Regions from separate parts of the Homo sapiens genome. Here all the other regions are linked to region 1. Evidence: chromatin loops called from intact Hi-C (ENCODE). Cell type or tissue: ascending aorta. All regions are shown on one strand. Each heading gives the region's core, and the rest is flanking DNA. Links, peaks and the distances in the headings are about the cores only. Region 1 has its middle 64 kb from the start of OPTC. Region 2 overlaps OPTC (opticin). Region 3 has its middle 7.3 kb from the start of PRELP.

Region 1 (6,272 bases), core at 725-5,724:
AAGCAGTCACAGGCCAGCCCAGAGTCAATGGGAGTGGTGATAGAGCCCATTTCTTGATGGAGGGAATGTCAGAGTTCTTGGTCATCTTTATCCTCCCACGTGTGCTACTATAAAATTCTCCCTCTCAGTCCTTTCTCTCCCCTGCTTCCCTATTGCCAGCTGCTCACCTGCAGCCTCTGTCTTCCTCTCACTGCTTTAAGCACAAACCCCTTGTCTGGTCTCTGTCTTTGAGCTCTCAGTCCCCAGCACAATTATCCCCTACCAGTGCCCACACATTTTCCCTGCCCCTACACAGGCCCGTTGGACTCTCCTCTGTCATTGGCTTTGCCTTAGATAATGCTTTCCCTTCCCTTCCCTGCATAACTTTCCTTCCGACAGAACCAGCACTTTCCAAGGGCAGCTATTCCCATGAAGAAGCCTCAGCTTTCTCCCTGTTGCTCTCCATGACTTCTGGACTATGGACAAAACAGACACAATGGAAATGAAATTGTTGTATTTAGTCTCTCAATCCAAGTGGAGACTGGGGCTAGAGATAGAATTAATCAGTCAATGAACATTTATAAAATGGAATGCCCAGTCTGGTGGGGAGCTGAGCACATAACAGATCACCAGTATAGGGTGTGTGGCCAGCAGGTATAAACAGAGTGCTAGCTTCACCGGACAGAGAGATCCTTGAGGGCAGGGCCCAAGCCTTGTTTATTTGTGTTCTCAGAGCCCAGCACAATGCTGAACAAATGTTAAATGAGTGTATAAATGAATGAATGATTGCACACCTATCACAGATATAAAATTACTTCTAGAAAGCTAACTTCTCTTGAATTAGATTAATTGGAATTCACGTGAGTCTCTGGAGGAGGCCAGGCATGGTGGCTCATGCTTGTAATCCTAGCACTTTTGGAGGCCAAGGCAGGAGGATTGTTTGAGCCCAGGAGTTTGAGACTAGCCTGGGCAATATAGGAAAACATCATCTCTACAAAAAATTAAAAAAAAAAAAAATAGCTGGGTGTGGTGGCATGCACATGTAGTCCTAGCTACTCAGGAGGCTAAGGCAGGAGGATTGCTTGAGCCCAGGAGGTCAAGGCTGCAGTGAGCTGAGATCACACCACTGCATTCTAGCCTGGGAAGCAGAGCAAGACCCAGCCTCAAAAAAGAAAAAAGAAAAAAAAAAAAAAGGGAAAGAAAAAAAAATTAAAGAAGTCTCTGGAGGGCACTGGGGATTAAGAATTAAGATTTTTCTTTAAAATCTTTGCCATCTGGCCATCTGGCCATCTGCTTTTCCTGGCTTCTCCTCATCCTGAATGATGATGCTCATAAATCCAGAACTTTCTTTTTTTTTTTTTTTTTTTTGAGACAGAATTTCACTTTTGTTGCCCAGGCTAAAGTGGAGTGGTGCGGTCTGGGCTCACTGCAACCTCCACCTCCTAGGTTCAAGCGATTCTCATGCCTCAGCCTCCCAAGTAGCTGGGACTACAGGTGCCTGCCACCACACCTGGCTAATTTTTGTATTTTTAGTAGAGATGGGCCATCGTGTTGGCCAGGCTAGTCTCGAACTCCTGACCTCAGGCAATCCACCCACCTCGGCCTCCCAAAATGCTGGGATTACAGGCATGAGCCACCAAGCCCGGCCCAGAACTTTCTAAATGACCTCAGCATCTGACTCACAGCCTCTTCCACATCATGCATCCCCTGCCTTCAGTCTTGATAATTCAATATCTGTGTATGGCTGTTTCTTTTCTAGTCCCCTGAGTTAACAGTCCTTGACCTCCGCCTGCTTTCTGTGCATGTGCTGCTGCCAGCTCTGCCTTCCAGCCTCATTGCTCAGGATTCCTTTTTCTACCCTATGCTATCAAACTAGAAGGTCCTCTTCCCCTACGCTATTGTACTTGCTGAATGGACACCATCCCCAGGAGCCAAACTCCTTCATCAAACTCATTACTGATTCACCCAACCATGTGTGATTTTTTTCTTTCCTGAAAATTGCAGGGGATCTTAACAGTCCTTCTCTCATGGAGTTTGTCACAGTCTGCCTTCTGGATAAATGTGTCCTTGTCTCGTCTTTCCTACTTTGATATAAGTTTTCATGGAGAGGAGACTCTGCCGTACTCACTTTTTGTCACACTCTGTCATAACGGCAACTAGCACAGAACAGTGGACATATGTTATTTTGTCTTCACAGCATCCCATCTTTTAAGGAACCCTCCTTCTTCTACTTCTATATGACCCACGGGGGGCTGTGAGTCATGGTGCCCCACCTCCACCTCCACAGAGCAGCACAGAAGATGCAGCCCCTGGCCTCAGAGATGGCTGCAGGGATGGGCATGCTACCTCCATACACAGAGAAAGAGCTCTTTTCCTGAGACCAGAGGCTGAAAGGATGATGTAAGGTGGGGTTGCTTGGGGCCATCTCTCTGGGCTACACGGAAGAAGGCATCTAACATAGGAGAGAATGAGACCCACCTCAAAAGAGGCAGAGATGGAAAGAACAATGGCTGATATGTTGGGGTGCGGATTTTGTATCAGACCCTGCTCCAAGCACACTGTGTGGACGATCTAATTTACTCCTCACAAAAATCCTAAGAGGTAATATTATTATATCAATTTTAGAGACAAGGAAACAGGGGCACTGAGAAGTTAAGCAGCTCATCTGAAATCATCCAGCTAGTTAGGTGGTGGAGTCCGGATTGGAACCCAGGCTGTGGGACTCCAAAACAGTCATGCTATGCTCTGCGTGCTATGCTGCCTTATGGATGAGCCAAGATGAACATAAATGGGAGTGAGATGGATTTACTCATTTATGAGCAAGTGCAAGAGAGAACTGACAGCATCTTTTGAGCTCCTGGATCTAGCTGTGCCTGGAGCCAGCTGACTCATGTGCTTTTTAGTTAAATAAGCCAATGCATTCCTTGATTTGCTTAAAATAGTGTATTCGTCACTTGCAACCTCCTGGCTTCATTGTGTAACAATGTGACTTAGTGATAAGGCACTACTTGTGGGTTTGCCTCCTGGCACTGCCGCTTACTTACCACCCAAACTTGGACAAATGACTCGACCTCTCAGGCCCCTGGAGGGTAATGACTTGGCCTCTCAGGGATGAGGGGATGGTGACTAGAGATGAGATTACATGTAAATGCACTTAACACTCTGTGAACACAATTTAAGTACTCAATCATCATTAGATTCTCCTTTCCCTATGTGGAGTAACTGTTCAATAAGCATTTGTTGAATTGAATTAAATCCTCCAGAGGCTGCAGGATGTTGCCTGAGCTTGCAAGCAGCTGGAGCTAGGGAGTCTCCAATCAGGGGAGCATCTCAGCTGAGGGGTTGCCCAACAGCTCTATCTGGCCATTGGAAGGTTAAAAAAAAAAAGATTTTACTCTTCTCCTGTCTCCTGAACAGCTTCATCCTCTCTGACTTCCAGATCTCTCCAACAGAGAACACAATGTCAGTCTGCTGGATTCCTTCATGCCCCTCTTTCCTCCTCCTTACGGTTGCCCTCTAGAGTCACCTACTAACTCGGTCCTATTGATTCCCTTTCCAATTTTTCTCAATCCTGCTCTCTCCTCCTCTGCCCTCCCAATGGTACCATTGCTCAGACCATCATCACCTTCTGGATGTTTGCAGCAGCTTCCTTTCTGACCTCTCTCCAGCCTTCCAGCCCACCGTGCAGCCCAAAACACCCATGTTAAAGGTGACCGAAGCACTCTTCACCCGAAAGCTGCCTTGGCCTGCAGGATGGTGAGCCAACCCTTGGCAGACACACAAGGCCCTCCTCTGCCCCACCGGCCTCTGCCTGAATTTCCAGGACAGTCTCCTGCTTTGCTTTTCCATGCCTCCGTGCTGTCACCACCCCGCCAACTCTTACTCATCTGCCAAGACTGTGCTCCATTTGCTTCTTTTTTTCTCCTGGAAACACTCATGGAATTCCCACCCCCACTCCCCAGGCCAAGCACTCCTCCTCTGTACATAATTCTGTCTTACTATTTTATACTGATAGGATCACTTTACGCACCTGTTTTGAGGACTCTGAGGCCATGTTCAGACTCATGTCTGAAACCCTTGCACCCCATACAGTGCCTGGCACCCACAAGGCCCTCACCTGCAGGCATCATGAAAGCTCCATGTGGGACTAGAAAGGGGAAAGGAGAAAATACACTTCTTGCAGACTAAACTCATGATTCTCTTGTATTCCTGCACCCTGCCTGATTTCCCTTATCCCTAGACTGGGGCCAATGCTTCTCTTAATGGCAAACACAATAGCCTTAGGGTTTAATTGTTGGGGAGATAGGGGGCATTTTCTTGCCTTGTCAAATGGGGAGGTATCCCACTTCCCCACTTTACAAGGTGAGAAATCCACTAGTGGAGGAAATGGAAAAGAGAATTTTCTCCAGGGTCCTGAGTGATTATAGGTGTTCACGTAATTCTCCATACAGTTTTACATGCATCATACATAAACAGGTAATCTTTGGCTGCCTTAAAATAGCCCCATCTCAGTTTTTAAAAGAATACGATTATTTCATTACATCTAAATATAGACAAAGAGTCTGTGCTGCTGCATAACTTAGGCAAATACATGCAAATCTCTTGCAGACCTGATCCCGTCACTGAGTTTCTAATTCTCAGGCCTCTGGTGCCCCTCCTCTCTCGTGCCGCTGCCCTTGAACAACAGGATCTGGTTGATCCGCTGGGCTAGTGACTCTGCTCAGCCTACCGCTCAGGGCTACTGTGGGGGTCCGATGAGGGACAGGGCAGTGAGAGGGCTGTGCACATGGACGTGCAACACTGTGGCATGCAGGAGGTGGGGCCGGGAGGGTGGTGAGCAGGATCGTCATGGGAGGTCACACCAGGCAGACCTCCAGCTGCTCTCCTGGGAGTGCCGGGGTTTCATTCCTCTCTCATTCTCATTTTTTCCCCTCTCAAATCTGTTTCCCATTAAAATGAAATGTGTTCTCCTCTCGGCTTTCTGCCTGGCTCCCTGAGCTGCGCCTGGCCCAGCTCTGAGAACCAGGCTGCATTTGCTCCTTTTTAAGGCACCCACTAATTCAAACCAAGCAAGTGGGAGGCGGATTGGCCTATGGGGCCACCCCCCATCCCCCAACCCTGGACTTTCTCCATGGATGGAAAATTTGGCCTCAGCCTGCCCTTGTGACTGGAAAAAGCGGGGTCAGCTCATCAAAGCAGAACAGGGTTGTTAGCTAGCTTTCCTCTTTCAGAGGGTTATATTAAGAAGGCGTGGCTCAGGGAGGGGGTTACTGGCCCTGGCTGGCCCCAGCCAGAAAGTTGCGGGGGTGGGGTTTGCTAGAGCAGGCAGATGCCTGCCAGGGCCAGGGAGAGCTTTCTGAGAGGGTGGTGAGAGACTGGAGAGGTGGGAGAGGGGTAGCTATGAAAGGAAAATGTGTGGAGGTGACATGGTCTGTAGGTTGGGCCAGGCCAGAAGAGAAGGTCAAAGAGAAATGAGTGTTCCAGTCAGGCTTGATGTCTTAGGGAAGATCCTGGGGCCCAGCCCACTGCCCCCTCCTCTCCGTCTCTCCTGCTCCCGGGGCTGAGGGAATGGAAGGAGCTGTGCCACTGTGAGGAGGAGGACCTGCATCTGTGAGGGGCCTGCTGGGACCAGCTGCTGGGGAGTACAGCTTTCTCTCAGTAGCTGAAGGGGGCTGCCTCTTTTCCAAGGGGCAGCTGCCACGCCACCGCAGGAAAATCTGGCTTGCCATTTTGGATACCTGGATTTTCCCACAGTGTGAGGGGGCTGGGGGTGTGGCCCAGGAAGGTGCACCTGAGGTGGGAGAAGAAAGAAGAAGACTGGATGGGAGTCAGCTGAATTGGGGGCCGCAGAGGCTGGGGTGAGAGGGAGGGAAGGAGGTGTCAAAGCTCAGCCTCCCAAAGCTGAGCGAGAAGAGCATGACGGGAGGGTGTTTCCCACCTCCTCGCCCACTCCAGCGCAGGGTCCTGTCTCCGTCCAAACGCTGCAAGCCTTTCCACATTCCTGCACTACCTTCCTGCGCTGCCTTTGGAGATCTGAGAGTCTTCAGGCATGAACTCTGGGAAGTAAGTCCTGGCTTTGCATGCAGGGGAAACGCAGAAACAACAACATAACAGGGCATGGTTACAGCTCCTAGACACACACCCATTCCTTCTTCCTTTATAATGAAGCTCAAAGCTCAGCAAGGCATCTGGCTTCTTGGCTCAAAACTACACTTCCCAGCTTCCTGTGAGGCGAGCTGTGGCCTTGTGATGGAGTTTTAGCCGATGCAATATGAGTGGAAGGGACGAATGCC
Region 2 (6,272 bases), core at 535-5,534, 53 kb after region 1:
CTTTTTCTGTTATAGATTGTTTATGTTAAGTCATCTTTCTCTGGGACAAAGTACTTAGCCTCTCATTTTCATCAGTAAAAGCAGGGATAATAATTCCTTCCTCACAGAGTTGTTAGGACTGCCAAATTAGGTCCCATATGTAAAAGAGCTTGCTGAAGTGCAAACTGACAGCAGAAATGTAAGAGATTACTATTCCCAGGGAAGAGACAAAAGAGAAAAGGAAGCAGGAAGGGAGTCCAGGCAAGGTCAGGGTGGGGAAATGGCCTTGGCTCCTAAAACAGACTTAGCTCCAGCCTCTCCAGCAGCCCCTCCCACCCTCCCTTCTCCACGAGCCTCCTCTGGCCCTAGGCCTTGCTGGGTAACCTTTGGAAAAACAGGACCCTGGAGCTGAGAATGGGGCAGGCAGAGGGGGAGGTCATTGCAAACTCATCCTTTCTCTCACGGAGAGGAGGGGCCCTGGCCTCTTCCCCTTGACCTCCTCCCGCTGATACTCATAGGACAGGTTAGGGCAAGACCCTCCTGAAGGCCACAGGGTGCCCCAGAGGAGGGAGGCACTCCCCTTCACACAGAGCTGGCAGAATAGTCACCAGGGTGCCGCCCAGAGCAAGTGCCCTTGCCAAGGTCAAATATGAGTTGCTGCTGGGCCACAAAGGACCTGGATGAGTGAGGTTAGGAAAGTCTGGTGTTGGAGGAGGTGGATGTGATGCAAACCTAGACTGCCGGCTGGCATGAGGCCCTCAAGCTAGCTGCCGTGCCTGGCTGGACCCCACAGCCCCTCCTCTCACTCCCTTCCTTTGTACTCTCTCAGGGCTGGCTTGCATCTGCTCTGTGTCATTCTCTCCATCTTTACCATTCTACAAGACAGGAGGGCCTCACTCTGGCTAAAGAGGTGCTCTCTGCCTTCCCTGCCAGTTGCCCAACCCTAACCCCTTTAGGTACCTGAGAAACAGGAGGCCTAGCTGTTCACATCAAGATCGAGAAGGAACAGCTGTGGGGTTTCTCTCTCTCTGTCTCTCCCCATCTCTCTCTTCCTCCTTCCCTCCCTGGTGCAGAGGGACAGATGCTCTGTTTAGAATTTCTTCAGGGAGACAGACAACAAGGGCATTCTTTCTATTCCTTGGGCTTCCCTAGCCAAAAATGGGGGATTAGCCAAGAGACAGCTGCAGAGGCAGCGGCCCTTGGGGAACCCCTCCCGGAGCAGCAATGGCCTGGGGAAAGAAACTCTCTGGAGCTGGCCTCCTTTAATTGGAACTTGAAAATGGTGTCTGCATTGGAGTGTGGCAGAGAGCAGGACTTCAGACTCTGGCTGGATGGACCCCGGATTGAATCCTAGCTCTGCCACTCTCTTGCTGTTTGGGTTTGGGCCTCTCCCCTTTCAGAAGCCTGTTTCTTCATCTGCAGTCTGAAGATGAGCATCCCTACTCACTAGGGTTTTTGCTGGAATTAAATGAGTTGATGCACAGAAAAGCTTCTATTATAGGTCTGGCAAACTCCAGGAGTCCAGGGATTGTTAGATCTCCTGTCCCACAATAGAGCAGGAGCCAGGTGACTTTCTGTATTCAGCAAAGAGTAACCGAGAGGCATGTGGGAATGATGTGGCTTCCAGTACCCAAAAGCCCCAGTTCTGGAAAACCTTTTTTTTTTTTAATTAGATTTTTGAAAAAATTGGATTCCTCGGCCAGGAGTGGTGGCTCACACCTGTAATTCCAACACTTCGGGAGGCCGAGGCGGGCAGATCACCCGAGGTCAGGAGTTCGAGACCAGCCTGACCAACATGGAGAAACCCTGTCTCTACTTAAAGTACAAAATTAGCCAGGTGTGGTGGCGCATGCCTGTAATCCCAGCTACTCAGGAGGCTGAGGCAGGAGAATTGCTTGAATCCGGGAGGCAGAGGTTGTGGTGAGCCAAGATCACGCCATTGCACTCCCCCCTGGGCAACAAGAGTGAAACTCCATCTCAAAAAAAAAAAAAAAAGAAAAAAGAAAATTGGATTCCTCAATCCAGGATCTCTTGCATTTGGAGAACTTTAGGCTTTCAGCTGTTGCATGCCTAGGCCTTGTCATAATCCAATAAAGCAGGATATGGAACGGGATATTGGATATGGAAGGGGATAGGATTGGTGGATGAAACAGAGAAAGGGAGAGAGAGACAGAAAACACACACACACACACACACTCTGAGAGAGAGAGAGACACACACAGAGAGAGAGATTCCGCTGTAACAAACTCTTGGAAGACAGAAAGAGGAGGCAAAGGAGAGGAAGGGCCAGTGACAGCTCTGCTGCTCTGAAAGTCAAGGGGCCCTTGGCTCACTGCCTTCCCCGTCCTTCCCTGGGGCCAGGTGCGCTGGAATCCTAGATTCCCTGGGAGTGAGGGTAGGTACCATGACGGCATGAAGTCACCTCCCACCACCTTCAAGACTTCCCACTGCCAGTCTGTAGCCTGTGTGTTGAGTCCTGGTCCAACCCTGAGTCACCCGTGTGAACTGGGGTCAGTGATTGGTCTCTAGTTCTCCATCTCTCCATCTGAAGAATGTGAATAATAATTTCTGACTTGGCTGTTTACAGGACCGCCGTGAGGATCCAAGTGCACAGTGAGGTGGGGGGAGGCAGATACATGGATTCCTTTCCACGTGGCCCACAAGAAACACCTGTCCCTCCAGACTCGGGGACCACCAGGGACCTTGAATAGTTGCCTTGGCAACTCATTGCCTGGCTAACTCCCACTCCTTTGGGTTTCAGCTTAAACATCAGTTGTGCAAGATCTTCTGGACCCCTAAGTTGGGTCCTCCTCTTGTAAGCATTCATAGCATTCTCTACATACCCTTTACAGCACTTTTATGAGTTGAATAGCATGGTTATTGGTGTGCTTATTTGTTTCACACCTGTCTTTTGCACTAAATTCTAAGCTCTCTGAGGAAAAGGAATATGTTTCTGTTGCGTACCATCTTATCACCACGTAGCAGTGGGTGCTCCATAAGATCCTCCTGCGTGAGTAAGTGAATTCCCTGCCTCATCCCTCTCTCATGCCTTAGCATGAGGCCTGAGGCCAAGAGCCCGTCCATCACATACCCCTTGCCCAAAGCCTCCTTATAACGGTCAGGAGAAGGGTGGCATCTCCTCCTCTCCCTTCTAACTCAAGGAACAAATCACTGGCTACATGATAGTTGCCCTTCCTCCCATCCTTCCAGCATAGTAGCCCCTGCCCAGGATCCAAAAGGCAGAAGGTGAGTAATTGCTATTTTTATTTATCTTTGCACAAGGCTGCCCTCTGGTGGTCGAACATGTAGGAGCGAATGGGAAGGATGGAAACCCCAGTAGCCAGGAACCAGCCCAGCTGGCTGAGCCAACCACGCTCAAGAGACTGGCCAGCGAGCCAGGGAGTAGGTAAGTGCTACAAGAAGCGCATCTGGGTGAAGATTCGTGTCAGTTCTCCATCCTTATGAATGGCTCCCTCCAAATCTAACAGGAGGCCCTGGCCTCAGAAGAGCAGGAAATGAAGGAATGCCCTATAGAAATCTTACCTACCTCAGCCCCAGTAGGATGGTGTGCAGGTAGGGGGAGCTGGTTTAAGTAGCTATTCTTTCTCCTCAGTGGTATGCAGGCAAACATTTTACAGTCAGCTCTCAAAAAAGGAAATCCCAATTTGTAGTGTTTACCAATTTCTGTAGTGTAAATACCCCTACCATGGCCCATTTTAAACCACCGATATGATGTCACTGAATGAGGAGCTGGAAGAGATGCCCAGTAGCACACCATTATCTAGAGTTTCCCCCATACAGACACCATGGACAGAAATAACTTCAAGGGCACGATTAATAGTGAAATATAGTAAACTAATTGAAAATGATGATTTTTGAATAATTATTACATTTGTTTTCAATATAATATATTTAATTGTGAGTTTATATAATTTAATTTTTCATAATGGCTGTGTTTAACAACTGACTTGCAAAATTCTGGAAAATTTAGTAATCGGTTCCTGCAAGTAGTAAGAGCTGGCTCCAGCACATCACTGCTCTCCTCTTCCCCACTTCTTCCTTCTCTTCCTCCTCCCCCTCTTCCTCTCCCACAGCTTTCTTGGCATTCTGTGTGGGTGCAAGAGATGGGGAATATGGAAAAGAGCTCCACTGCAGACACTGCTATTTTCTGAGCCAGGAGCCATAAGTGTCAAGGAAAGAAGATGGAGAAATGCAAATTTGGCTACTGAAAAACATTTCAGTACATGAGTGTGTGTGTGTATGCATGCGTGTGCATGTGTGTGATATTTGCAAGGGATCGAGAGGTTGATTAATGCCTGGGCTAAAGATCACCGTTTAAAGATAAGGAATTGGGCTTTATGGCTGGAGGCCCATGCCTGCATGGTCCTTGGAGGGTTCTTACCTGGGAGGAGTGGAAGGGCTCCGAGCTACGTGAAGCGGCCGATGGGGAGCCGAGGCAGGCAGAAGTAGGCGCTGGGGAAGAGGCTGAGGTTGATGGGGTTGCCATCCAGGCGGATGTCTTCCAGCTGCCTGCGGGTGTGTTTGTGCTCCTCGGGGTCACAGAAGACGTCTCTCTGCATGGTCTCTATCAGGTTATTCTGGGAAGAACACATACCAGCTGAGCCTCACCAAGAGGCTCTGCCCCTTAAGCAGCACCAAAGGCTCACATCAGCTGTCCCTACCAGCTCTGCCTGCTCTGGTGCAACTGGAGAAACTGAAGCATCTAGGGCCAAAGCCACACAACAAGGGTGAGAAGAGGAGCCCCAGGGGGGATGGATGGAGAGAGAGGGCACAGATGAAGAGGAAGAGAAGGGGAGAGAGGAAGGAGGGAAGGACTGAAGGGAAGGAAAGAGACAGAGGGTAGGAAAAAGAGAGAAGGAAAAGCAGTTGGGTGAGATAAAATAAAATGGTGGAGGGAGAGAAAGTGTTTTAAAAAGAAAAAATGGAGAAAATCAAACTGGGGTCATGGACAACTATTTAGACAAGACCTCCCAATCCTTGTCTCCAATAAACCCTCCAATCAAGGAGACCCCACAGCTGCCTAAGCCTCATGCCTCTCTCTGCCACGACCTGCTCCTGGTATCTAACTTCCATCCTCCACGCTGTTTATCACCCTTGCTCTGGGTGGTGCTCCTTACCTGCAGGTGTACAGAGCGCAGGCTCAGGGGCAAAGGCCCCGGGATAGAATCCAGCAGGTTGTCTGACAGGTAAAGGAACTGCAGCTTCTCCATTGCCTGTGGAGAAAGCAAAGAGTGTAGGAGGCTGGTGGGTCCTGTTGGACCCTGGCAGTGAGGAGGGCTATGAGACCAGAGACAGGTGGCCCCATTTGTTCACTCAGGGCTCACTTAGCCTCAGCCATGCGCCAAGCTCTGTGCTGGGTGCCACAGGGGTTGCCCAGGTCTTTAAGGATCTTACAGACACTAACTCCAACTGGATGCAGGAGGAAAGCTGCTACCATTGAGGTGCCAGCCACTGAAGTAGGAAAGAGCTAATCAGCTGGTAATGACACTGGGTAGTGCAGGGGAGGGGCAGGGACAGGGTAGAAGGGAGGACCAGGGGACATTTCCGCTTTGCCTCAACTTCTCTGCTATCAGAAAGGACTTTCCCCAATGACAAGTCTCCAAATGCTAAACCTGGGGCCATGGACAATTATCTAAACAAGACCTCCCAATCAATGTCTCCAATAAACCCTCCAATAAAGGAGACCCCACAGCTGCCTAAGCCTCATGCCTCTCACTGGCATGACCTGCTCCCTGGTATCTAACTTCCATCCTCCATGCTCTGTTTATCGTCCATGCTCTGGGTGAGGAGCAGGTACAGAGCAGACACTCGGGAGACAGCCAGACCAGCAGAATGAGAACCTCAGGCACAGAGAGGTACACAGTGTGTGCATGGGACCGTGCTCTCAGAATTAGACAGTGTTAATCAGAGAAGCGTTTGGGAAGAGACAAGCCTTCAGCAGGGCTCAGGGAGCAAATAAAAATGATAGTTACCATTTATGGAGCATCTACTATGCGTATCTAACCCTCCTGTTCTCTTTGTAAAATGCTATCTTATTTAACCCTCCAGCAGCTGTGTCAAGCAGGTATTATTACCCTCATTTTGCAGATGAGAAAACAATGTCAGAGAGGTCAGGAGACTCTCGCACAAACCCAGGTCTCTGTGGCTCCAAAGCCCAGGCCTTATCCTGGGCTGAGAAAACAGCTCTGAGTCAAGGCAAAGCAGCGCCTCCTAATATGGAGACAGCTGGCATGTTGCTGAGGCTGAGCAGTGGGGAACTTCAGGGATCATGC
Region 3 (6,272 bases), core at 876-5,875, 90 kb after region 1:
AAGGTACACACTAGTAACAAATAAGCAGCTATGCACTTTTATTTTCACTTAGTGGTACAGGTATCTTTTGAAGATGATCATATTGGTCCTTTTGGTGATTCTTTCTCTGCCCCCACCCCCCAATATTTATTTAGTTGACAGTCTCTCTTGGTGAACATTTGGGCTCCTCTTTTTTTTTTTTTTTTTTTTTTTTGTGACAGAGTCTCCCTCTTGTCGCCAGGCTGGTGTGCAATGGTGCAATCTCGGCTCACTGCAATCTCTGTCTCCAGGGTTCAAGTGATTCTCCTGTCTCAGCCTCCCGAGTAGCTGGGATTACAGGTGCCCGCCACCAAACCCGGCTAATTTTTGTATTTTTAGTAGAGAAGGGGCTTCACCATGTTGACCAGGCTGGTCTTGGCCTCGAACTCCTGACCTCAGGTAATCTTCCTCCCTTGGCCTCCCAAAGTGCTGGGATTACAGGAGTGAGCCACCTCACCGGCCTGGGCTCCTCATTTTTTTTTTTTTTTTTTTTTTTTTGAGATGGAGTCTCACTCTGTCGCCCAGGCTAGAGTGCAGTGGCACAATCTTGGCTCACTTCGAGCTCCGCCTCCTGGATTCACGCCATTCTCCGGCTTAGCCTCCCAAGTAGCTGGGACTACAGGCGCCCGCCACCACGCCTGGCTAATTTTTTGTATTTTTTAGTAGAGACGGGGTTTCACCATGTTAGCCAGGATGGAGACCTCCTCATTTTTAAGGTAGGCAGTGCTGGAGTTGGAGTCTCACAAACTTGGTTGCAGGCCTGGCTCTGCCTCCTCTCCATGCTAACGGGGCGGCCTTGGGCTACGCAGCCCTTCCTGAGCCTCAGTTTTCTCCTTTTATGTCTCAGGTATTCAAGGCAGTCCATCAGCTCAGTAGTGACAGAAACACAACTTTATCCTATCATTTCACTTCTCTAATTTCTGGATCCAAGTGCTCATTTCACCAGGATCGTGAAATACTCCATCTCAGTCCTTGGTACCCGTGGGGGGCCACCCAGCAGCTTGAGGCAGGTTTATGCAGTGGCAGCTCCAACGGGGATGGAGGGTGTCTGTGGGGAGGGGACGTACATGGCTCCTGGCTGATGCTGCTGTGGGGCACACCCTCCATCCCACCAGGCCCCTTCTGGCCGAGCAGCCCTCTGACATTTCCTAGGCTACATGTAGGGGACAAGAACTTTCTGCAGGAACTTTCCTCTCTGGAAACATGCTGGCTGCCTGGCACTCTGCCAGGGGCAGGCTCCCCGATTCCCTCTCTCAGGGCTCTCATTCTCCTCCAGCTCAACTCCTTTTACATGCACATTAAAGCCAGGGGCCCTTTTATTTTCTGGGGAAAGAAGTTTCCATGTTCCCCTTTCTTCTGGCCAAGACACTGTGTCTATGCCCAGAAGCCCCCAAGAACCTAGGCTTATGGAAAATGAAGCCAAAGGCACATGCGGGCGGCTTCTGCTTCCTGCCTCCCCACAGATCTGATCTGCTTGTTTCGATGAGAGGAAGGGACAGGGCAAAGGCAGCGGAGGAAGAAATAAAACTTATCTGTCGACCACACAGTGAGCACAGCCGGACTGGAGAACCCCTAAATCCCTCTGTGCAAATTGTCCGTGATCCTGTTGAGGGGTTGTCAGCTTGTGGACCATCTGAGCAGTCCTACAGAGAGTCCTACAGAGAGAGGGCTGTTGACACCTGGTGGGAAAGAGGGTGCTGATACACGAATGCTATAGACATGGCTTTTAGGCCTAAGTGCAAAGGCTACACCGTCAGCTGGTGTTAGCAGACAGCACTAGCCTGGGGCTGCTCAGTAAGCACTGCTCTGGGCTTCCCTAGGTCTCCCAGAAGCCAGGCTCGAGTGAGTGGTGATGGCATTTTGCCTTCCAAGGTGAGGTCCTCCTAGGTTCTGGGATCTCCCAATCACATCATCCTGAAACCCAGCCTAATTTAATTTTATGTTGTAAAAGTCACAAGTCACAGCAAGTCACAAGCACCTGGATCGAATATCCAGGTTCCAGGTATCATCCTGAGCAAGCTTCCAAATGCCATCCTGCTCCACGTAATAGACTATTGGGTAATGACACTGCCTCATACAGGCACAGTCCCACTGCATCCTGCGACGATGGCCAGTCTGTGGACATGTGTGGTCAGTTATGCCACATATTACAAGGTCTAGGAGGGCAGGAGCAAGGCAGCCCTGCCAGGGACCCCCACACATGACCTTGGGGGTCCCCACATCCATTTGTGCACCAAGCAACGTCTCTAAATTGAATAACAGTAACAATAATAAAGCCTCTTGAGAATTATTATAGGCAAAGCACCCTTCTTAGCCCACCCTTCTTAGCTCAATGAGGCAGGGACTTCTATAATACTCATTTAACAGGTGAGAGACTGAGGCACAGACAGTTTACATTCCAAAGGTCACAAATCTAGTAATGGCAGAGATAAGATTTGAACCCAGGTCGTCTTCCTATGATGTTCTTGTTTGTGTGTATGTATACTGTTGTGATGAATAAAATGCAGATTATTTAAAATCATCTTTAAATTCATGTAGCTTTGTGTCATTATGTATTCATACAAGTCCAACTATCATCACATACTTCTTTTTTAAGTTGAAAAGAAATCTTTGCACTTAAAACTGTTAAGAACCACTGATCTAGGTTTCAGTTACTCCTTCTTAAAAGACAGAGTTGCTTTCAACTGTTCCCTTCACCCTGCTCCCCACGCCCTGGACTCTCCAAGTCCAGTCAGTTCTATTTCCTCGATGGCCTGACAGCTGGCCCCCTCTCTCCTGTCATGGCACTGTTTTCTTCTAGACCCTGGCCCACTGCTACGGTGTCCTGATGGGTCTCCCTGCCCTCCACCCTCCACCTGACTCTTCCTCAGGTCACCTTGCATGGTTCCCTGTCCCCATGACCATTGTTCTTGGCCCACAGCACATGTTAGATTCACCTAAGTGTTCCTGAAAGTGCCTGAGGCCCCAGCCCTAGAGATGCTGGTTCAAATACATGTGCGTTTTCCAGGCTGTCATCAAGAATGATTCTGATCTGTGCCCTTTGCTGATAATTAGACCTGTAGAATGCAGTCCAAGCTCCATGGTCTGTCTCCTGCTTACCTTTCCAGCCCTGTTTCTCAAAGTCTAGACTCCAAGCATGTGACTGTCTCACAGCAGCCAGAGTACTCCAAGAGATTTCACCTCTGCATGCCTTTGCCCACTGCTCCTTCCATGTAGAAAGCCCTTCTTCACTTATACCTGTAATCCCAGCACTTTGGGAGGCCGAGGCGGGTGGATCACGAGGTCAGGAGTTTGAGACCAGCGTGATCAACATAGTGAAACCCTGTCTCTACTAAAAATACAAAAATTAGCAGGGTGTGGTGGCATGTGCCTGTAGTCCCAGCTATTCGGGAGGCTGAGACGGGAGAATGGCTTGAACCCGGGAGGTGGAGGTTGCAGTGAGCTGAGACCACACCATTGCACTCCAGCCTGGGTGACACAGTAAGACTCCATCTCAAAAAAAAAAAAAAAAAAGAAAGAAAGAAATAAAGAAAAAAGAAAAAAAGAAAGCCCTTCACCCCCCCAGGTGTTACATCTTCTAGGATGCTCTCCCGACAGCACTCTCCTCTTTGACCCCTGGTCTCTCCGTTTGCTGCAGCAGTCCCCCAGTGGATGGCCCTCCCAGGAACCGTGCCACTTCCTCGCCCTTCTCTGCTCTCCTGTCTGCCTTATCCACAAGCTCCCATGGGCCTGTGCCAAACCGGATTCCTACTTGGAGTCCCAAGACCTACATGGTTCTAACACAGAGTAGGCGCTCAGGATCCTGCACTCTGGCCCCAGCAGGAATCGGGCAGTGAGCCGAGAAGCGCTAGAACACTTTCTCCTCTTAGCGTGTTTGTCTGAATAATTGCAAAATCCTCCTGTTTTTATTTTTTTCCTGAAGGCTTCTCATCTTCTAATCTGTTTTCCATGACCGAACAAGTGTGTTATTTCCTCAAACACAAACCTGATCATGTAATTCCCTTGCTTAAAATTTTGCAATGTCTCTCAGGTATTTATAGAATAAAATTCAAATGCCTTGGCATGACATTTGAGACCCTGCAGCCTGACCTGACTTTCTTGCCATTCTCATTTCCTTTCATAGTTCCTGTGGAACCAGAGAACCAGACTCATGGGATCCTGGTTCCCTGCGTTTTTTGTTTTGTTTTGTTTGTGAGACAGAGTCTCGTTCTGTCGCCAAGGCTGGATTGCAATGGCATGATCTTGGCTCACTGCAACCTCCACCTCCCAGGTTCAAGCGATTCTCGTGCCTCAACCTCCCAAGTAGCTGGGATTATAGGTGCGCACCACCATGCCTGGCTATTTTTTGTATTTTTAGTAGAGATGGGGTTACGCCATGTTGGCCAGGCTGGTCTCAAACTCCTGAACTCAGATGATCCACCCGCCTCGGCCTTCCTAAGTGCTGGGATTACAGGCATGAGTCACCGCACCCGGCTGGTTCCCTGAGTTTTTATGCCTCTATGCCTTTGCCCAGTCTGAGTTCAGCTGTCCTTCTTTCTCCTGTTCTCCATTTGGGGGAATTCCTATTCATCCTGCAAGGCCCAAATCAAATGTTACCTCCTGTGTGAGGCTCTCCTCGGTTCCCACGGGCAGAGTGAGCTCACTCTTGACTGTGCCTCCCTGGGCCACAGCTCTGCACAGCACTGTTACTTCTTGTTTCCACGTCTGCCTACTGTGTGATTGAAGGGTCTCCAAGGCAGAAACCCAGCTCCTGGCAAATAATTAAATAATAATGGTCAGGATAGCTAGCCCTTACAGAGTACTTACTATGTGCCATGCATGTGCTTTACAGGGCATTGGCTCATTTAATCCTCATAACAGCCTCAGGAGTAGGAGCTATTATTACCATCCCCACTTTACAGATGAGGAAGCTAAAGCAGAGTGTTATCATACAGTCAGTAAGTGTTAAGGTATTACAGTAAGGGTTGAAGCTGGGATTTGAACCCAGGCAGCCTGACTCTGGGATTCACGCTGTCTATGCGGTCCTGATAAATGCCCTTAGAATGAATGGTAATCTGCAGGCTCTGAGCTAGTGAGTGTGTGTTTATGTGTGTGTTAACAAGACATGATATGACTCTGTCCCTGCCCACATAAGCTCTGGTGTCAAACTGGGTTGGAAAGGTGTTCTCCTGAGGCCTGGTACAGACTGTGGCTTTCAATGAAATAACAGAATTGTCATCTCTTCCAGCAGGTGCTACCCACCCTCGCCCACTCCCCTCATTTCTCCCACAAGCTTCGGCCTCCTTTCTTTGTTATTTCTCCTTTATTTTGTTCTGCTTGGCCAGTCTGGAAAAATGACTGGTTGGCCTGCAGCTCGGGGAGTGGTGCTTGGTCTTCCTCTTGGCCTCTCCAGGCCCCTCCTTCTAACCCCCCGTGCACAGCCCTAGCCTTGTTCAGAGCCAAATCACAGGGTTCAGGGGCTGGGCCACGTGTCTGCCCACCCCGCTGCCTTCTGAGCCTGTGAGCCTCCCGACTCCTGCCCCACCACAAGCAAATGACCCAGCCAGAGGCAAAGACCAATACCAAGAACATGCTCAGTCCATGTACTCCCTCCCCAGCCTCCCAGGCTTGGAACTGCTACTGCAGGATGTCACCAGCCATGTTCCCTACCTGTCTACTGCCTGAGCCCTCCTAGGCTGGCATTCTTCCCTGGCAGGCAGCCCACCTGAGCAGACCCCTCTGTTCCTATGCTTACTCTGCCTTCCACTCGCACACACTCACTTATGGATTTTCCCTGAACCCCTACGCCCACGCTTTACAAAGCCTGGCTCTGCCTTTCTGTGGAATATGCCTCAGGCAGAGGGGCTGTGTATCCCTGGTCAGCCTGGCATTTCCCAAGAGTGCCAAGAGAAGGGAGTCTCCCAGCTGATGGTGTGGGAAAGTGGGGCCACGCTTGGCTTTATCCTTGTTCTCCCTCCCAGGTCGGTGCCCAGAGAGGGTAGCAGGGGCCTGGGGACTAGTCAAAGTGCTCCATGGAGCAAGGCATGCTTGCTTCTGCGCTAAAAGCTTACTCACAGCCTCAAATGAGCAATACGGAAGCAGACAGGATGATCTGAGGGCACCAGGACCCATAACGACTGTCTGACCCCAAAGGTACATAGTAAAGGATAAAGACTTTTTATGGCTGTGGCTCGTGAAATAGCACGATGGAGGATCCAGAGCACTGTCATGAGGTGTCCATGCCAAGAGACACTGTGTTTCCTTCTAGTGTTTAT

The links. Peaks named below come from ENCODE experiments on the same cell type or tissue, not always from the same donor. Only the 100,000 strongest peaks of a DNase experiment are listed, where the experiment ranks them.
Region 2: a loop joins it to region 1, with 2.5 times the contacts of the local background. A loop is called at or near these places in 35 of 110 quality-filtered maps.
Region 3: it touches region 1 in a loop (2.4-fold over the local background); 2 of 110 quality-filtered maps call a loop at or near these places.

The regions. Positions count from the first base shown.
Region 1 is chr1:203,555,159-203,561,430 of GRCh38, reverse strand. No RefSeq gene overlaps it. Among named protein-coding and RNA genes, the nearest start is that of OPTC, 64 kb to the right of the region's middle. RefSeq lists enhancers at 3,767-4,344, 4,358-5,282. In ascending aorta, for the core only: no CTCF peak of the experiment used is centred there; DNase peaks (open chromatin) are centred at 1,700, 2,930, 3,850, 4,830 and 3 weaker places; H3K4me3 peaks cover 1,717 bases; H3K27ac peaks cover 4,828 bases.
Region 2 is chr1:203,501,855-203,508,126 of GRCh38, reverse strand. It overlaps OPTC (opticin), which reads right to left. Exons shown (of 8, transcript NM_014359.4): 6 at 5,118-5,213; 7 at 4,382-4,577. The coding sequence ends at 4,407. LOC105371688 (a long non-coding RNA gene) reads left to right here. Exons shown (of 5, transcript XR_007066807.1): 4 at 1-3,385; 5 at 4,074-4,455. Among named protein-coding and RNA genes, the nearest start is that of OPTC, 11 kb to the right of the region's middle. RefSeq lists a silencer at 3,244-3,419. In ascending aorta, for the core only: a CTCF peak has its summit at 3,274 (motif pointing left); DNase peaks (open chromatin) are centred at 633 and 3,276; H3K27ac peaks cover 430 bases.
Region 3 is chr1:203,465,336-203,471,607 of GRCh38, reverse strand. No RefSeq gene overlaps it. Among named protein-coding and RNA genes, the nearest start is that of PRELP, 7.3 kb to the left of the region's middle. In ascending aorta, for the core only: no CTCF peak of the experiment used is centred there; DNase peaks (open chromatin) are centred at 3,797, 4,207, 4,477 and 5,447; H3K27ac peaks cover 4,249 bases.